2 separate regions of the Mus musculus genome follow, and region 1 is linked to region 2. A link is a loop called in an ENCODE intact Hi-C map of the cell type or tissue named here. Cell type or tissue: left cerebral cortex. All regions are shown on one strand.

Region 1 (2,500 bases), 1.0 Mb after region 2:
CCTGTTAACGAATCTATTCCGAATAATCATCTCTCTGACAATTTTGGAAGCAACCATAACACTTCTCATGCATTCCAACAAGGTAGGGAGGTCATGACAACCAATGAAATGAAACAGACTGTAGCAGCGGACATATCGTAAGAGAGGCTCCTGATTTCCAACATGTTTACTTTCTTTAGCTGGAAGAGCAAGAATGGCCATGCCCACTAAGTATTTGCTACCCACCCAAGTAAAGTCACTCCTCAGGCATTGTGCTCTTGGCTGCATTATGATTCCATCCCCCCCTTTAATAAGACTTTCAGCCATCAGCACAACTGCTGGTTCTTAAGGCTATTTTTCTCCGGCAAAGTGATCTCAGCACATAAAGACATTCAATAGCAATTAGGTTTTATTGTTCTCATCTCACTTATGTGTATAGGAGCCATTGAAATGTAAAATGCACACATCCTCTGACTTGGCAATTTCCCTTCTATGGATTCATCCCACAGATGTGCTTATGTGTGGATACAGAACATATTTGTACACAGAGGTCAAAATGTAAAGTGATTTCAGGCTACAAAAAGAAAGCATACAGCCTAAATACAAGACTATAAACAATTCAATAAGTGCAGTAAATCCTCTCATGTCCATGGTACACACAGCGAGACAAGCCATCAAAGGTAATAATAGGTGATCAATACAAAGTAGGAACAGTGTCTCAAAGATGCTAGCTAAAGTGGCTGTGGGTGTTGCCCAGTGGTTAGTGCACATGGTGTCTTGAGTTACCATTCATTGCATTGCTTGCCCCTCCCACAAAAGAGTATATGTCCATCCACATATATGGATAGGTATACACACACACACACACACACACACACACACATGCACATACAGGCACACACAGCATGCATGCATTCCTGAACTAATAACAGCACAAAATAAAGGTAGTTGCCTCTGTGGAAGAGAAGTAAAGCAAACTGAGACAAATGAAATCCTTTGATGCGTTTTTCTGTAGACTTAACTTTTTTACCCTGTGTGTCAATTATTCTTTCATGTACACACACATACAGTGTTAAAAGCTGTCATCCAAGACTTAACCTCGACAAAGCTGTCTAATAGCGGCACCTACTGGCAAAATCCCTTCTTAGCTCAAAGTAGCACCTCAAAAAGAAAAGCCATCATTTTCCTGGCAGCACCACTACAGCTATTACTCAGGAAATACATTTCTATTAAAGCCTCCTAAGGATTTTTTTTTTTTTGCTGCTATGAGACCTTCTGAGCATGAGGCTTAAAAGTACCATCTGGCTGGGAAGTGACGGTTCATTATGGTTTGAATTGAAAGCTATAAAACGGCATGAATATTTCTATATCCTTCCATGAGGTAATCTCCAGCACATAGTACCAAGTTAAGAAAAAAAAAAAACAAATCAGGAAAACATGAGAAAAATGTACTATGGTGCATATTAAAAGGGTAGGAGTTACAGATGAACAAACACATTTGTTTATATTTTTAATTAATTTTAAGATTTATTTTTATCTATGTATATGAATCTTTTGCCTGCATGTATATAAGTGTACCATGTCTATGCAGTGCCCACAAAGGCCAAAGGAGAGGTCAGATCCCCCTGGAACTGGAGTTATAGGTGGTTGTGAGCTGCTTTGTAAATGCTGGGAACTGAACCCAGGTCCTCTGCAAGAACAGGTGCTCTTAACTGCTGAATCATCTCTACAGACCCTATTTACATTATTTAAAATGGAAAGATCGGGCTAACAAGATGGCCTAGTGAATAAGGATGCTTGGCACCAAGCTAATAATCAGAATTCTACCCCCAAGACTTATATGGTGAAAGGAGAGAACCAAATCCCATGAAAGTTGTCTCTACTACAGCACGCACATGAACTGGGACACATACACACCCACATAAAATGTTTACACCACAGATTCCTGATGTCTGTGTGTTTGAACACTTGTTCCCCAGCTATGGTGCTGTTTAGGAAAGCAGAGGACAAGAGGTTTAGTTGGCAGATGGATGTTGGACTGTTTAAGATGGAATGCGGGTTAATAGGCCAGCTCTGCTTGGCACTTGTTATTGTCTGCCTACAGTGTAAGACAACATCATGCTCCCACCAACATGAAAAAGAACTAGTCCCACCCACCACATCTATCATGATGGTGTGTGTGTGTGTGTGTGTGTGTGTGTGTGTGTGTGTGTGTGTGTAATTCAAATTAAACCATTCAAGGCTCAGAAGTAGTTAACTCGGTTGAGTGTTCCCTAGCATTCACAAAGCCCTGGGGTTCCATCCCCAACACTACATAAAGGAGAAATAAGGGTACATACCTGGAGTCCCAGTACTTGGGAGGTAACAGCAAAAGAATCAGAATCCTTGGTTATATGAGACACTGTCTTAATTTTAAAAACAAACAAACCAACACTCCTCCCTTAAGCTACTACAGTGGGGATTGCTCACATCAGAGAGATAAGAAAAAGTAAGGCGTATAAAGGAATAAGAATGGTACACA
Region 2 (2,500 bases):
ATGTTTTTAAAGATTTATTTTATGTATGTCCATTGCGTGTTTGCAGCACAGGATCCCCTGAAACTGGAGTTACAGATGGTTGTGAACTGTCTGGTGGGTGCTGGGAACCAAACTTGTATCTTATGAAATAGTAGTAAAGCTCTCATTACAGTTACAGCTGAGCTCTCTTCTCCAGCCCTCCTCCCCTTTGCACAAAGGCATGGGGTAGCAGCAGCCAATCTCTAGATACCCTTGCCTTGCACTTTTGTTCCAGTAACAAAATTCCCTGCTTCCCAGCACATTCCAGTCAGTTTCACCTCCAGACGCTTTCGGCTTGTTTTTTTTTTCCTCTTTCTCCAAGCACAACTCCAGAGCCAGCCGAACAGATCCCGTTCCCCTGCACTTAACTCCGGTCCCTCTCTGCTTCTCAGGATTAAGAACAAGGGTCACAAACCTGATTCCTTTGGAACCAGAGCCAGCAGGTTTTGCAAAGAGGAAGCGGATTCTTAAACTTCGTCTGGGGCGCTCATGGGTGGAGCCGCGGAGAGAGGCGGGACCTAGAGGCGTCGCCTTGGAATTTAGATGGGAGGGGGCGGAGCTAGGCCTTAACGCCTTGAATTCTGGGCAAGGGGCGGTGCTAAGGCCCCCGCGAGGCCCCGAGGAGCTGGGGCACGAGTTTCCGGGGGTGGAAGATCTCCGGGGGGCGGCTTCGGTGAGGAGACATTTTCTCAGCCCGCGATGCCTGGCTGACTGGCCGAGGGAGGAAAACTCAGGTCTGCCGCGGTGGCTGCGGCGGCCTCTTTGAGGGTCTGTTTTCTCAGGCCGCGGCGCCTGGCTGACCAGCTGCGGGAAGAAAGCCGTCTCCTTCCGTCTTGGGCAGGTACCGGTTGGTGGCCGCGCGGAGTGGGCGACCGAGGACCTGGGTGGCTGCTTCCGCTGAGACCTTGCCGTGGGAGAACACAGCGACAGCAGTATGGAAACGGCGGGGGCTACGGCGGACGCTACGGCGGGGCCGCAGAAACTGAGGTATAGGAAATGACGAGGCGAGGCGACTGGGGCGGGGACGACTATCTCCGGGGCTGTCCCGGGCCGCCCGAGGAGATGGGGGGCGGGGCGCAGGGGGGGAGCGGAAGGAGGGGCGGGGGACGGACGGGGCGACCGGCGCGGGCTAGCCTGCCTTCTTCCTTTGCCTCCGAGCGCTGTCCTAGGCTGGCCCCTGGCCTGAGGGTGCAGAGCCGGGTGTGCGGATGCTCACTCTGTGTGTGCGCGTGCGCGCGCGCGCGCGCGTTTTTTCAATCTTCCAGCCGTAAGAAGTACTTGGCCCTCCGGAAGAAGGAGAGACGTAAGAGGCGACGGCAGGCGCTCGCTCGGCTCAGAGAGGCAGGTAGTTGTTGCTCTGGATGTGGAATTGCTCCCTCTCTTCCTGCTCCGCCCTCCCACGCGGCCTCAGACAGGCTAGGCTGCCCTTACATCCGCCACGTAAATGAGGACGACTCTTAAACTTCTGATCCTCCTGCCTCTGCCTTCGAAGTGTCGGGGTGACAGAGTTTCGGCGACCATGGCACTTTGCAAGTTGATCGGTTCGTGCGTGCTAGGCAAACCACTCTGCCAAGTGAGCTACACCCCCAGCCCATGCAGCTGCTTCCCTCGATTTCCTGCCCAGCTCATCTCTGCAGCTAGCCACCACACCACTTAAAAATGGCCCGCACGTGACAGAACCCGATATTCTAAGTGGTAGAGCTATACATTTAGTAGATTCATAAAATTAGATGTTTATAAGATGACCAAGCACTTACAAATGCAGGCAAGAGGGTTGAGCTCCCACAGCAGTGCTAGGTTAAGGTGATGGCCAGCCTTACCACCGGAGACTGTGGAACAGTACTTGAGAACTAGTTCAGGAGAGGCAGGCTCCAACATCAAGGATGAAAACAAAAAGGAACAGTAAGCTGTTGTGTTACTGATGACAAAACCCTCCTGCTTTAAGTCTGAAGCTAATCTGCTACAATTTCCTAAGCTCATGTCAGTTATCCCCTCCCACTTGTCTCAACTGGCATTCTTTTTTTCCCCCTTCAAATTTAAACTTTGAATAGAAGGTATAAACTTTTCTTCCATTAAAACTATTTTGCCAGATTTTTATTTATTTATTTTTGAAAAGTCTTCCAGTGTACACAGAGTTGAAAAAAAATAGAACACTTAAATATTCATGAGTACTTCTATAACTTTGTAAAATCATTAAATATTTGCAGGCTCTCTTTCCCTCTCTTCCCCCTCTCCTTTTCTTGTTTGATTCTGAACTCGTTGTACAGCCATGCCATGAGTATCATGATGGAAGCATTGATTAAAAAGAAGTGCGGTTAGAGGAATGCTTAAGAACGCCCGCTTAGCCAGCACTCTGGTGCTATACGCCTTTACCCCAGCACTCAGGAGAGAGGGGCAGGGGGACCAGAGTCAGAGTTCAAGGCCCAGCACACATGTGGAAGCTTATAACTACTATTCTTTTTAAGATTTTTTTTTTGAGGTA

What was found. Hi-C counts contacts between places; a loop is a spot of excess contacts. Peaks named below come from ENCODE experiments on the same cell type or tissue, not always from the same donor. Only the 100,000 strongest peaks of a DNase experiment are listed, where the experiment ranks them.
Region 1: it touches region 2 in a loop (2.0-fold over the local background); 2 of 42 quality-filtered maps call a loop at or near these places.

What each region holds. Positions count from the first base shown.
Region 1 is chrX:162,948,602-162,951,101 of GRCm38, reverse strand. All of the region lies in intron 13 of Ctps2 (cytidine 5'-triphosphate synthase 2), which reads right to left. Among named protein-coding and RNA genes, the nearest start is that of S100g, 15 kb to the left of the region's middle. In left cerebral cortex, a CTCF peak has its summit at 1,115 (motif pointing left); a DNase peak (open chromatin) is centred at 1,109.
Region 2 is chrX:163,956,779-163,959,278 of GRCm38, reverse strand. It overlaps Zrsr2 (zinc finger (CCCH type), RNA binding motif and serine/arginine rich 2), which reads left to right and starts at 613. Exons shown (of 11, transcript NM_009453.3): 1 at 613-1,005; 2 at 1,284-1,363. The coding sequence starts at 953. It overlaps Gm38561 (a long non-coding RNA gene), which reads right to left and starts at 538. Exons shown (of 4, transcript XR_878297.3): 1 at 434-538. In left cerebral cortex, no CTCF peak of the experiment used is centred here; DNase peaks (open chromatin) are centred at 578, 1,025 and 1,227; H3K4me3 peaks cover 1,884 bases; H3K27ac peaks cover 904 bases.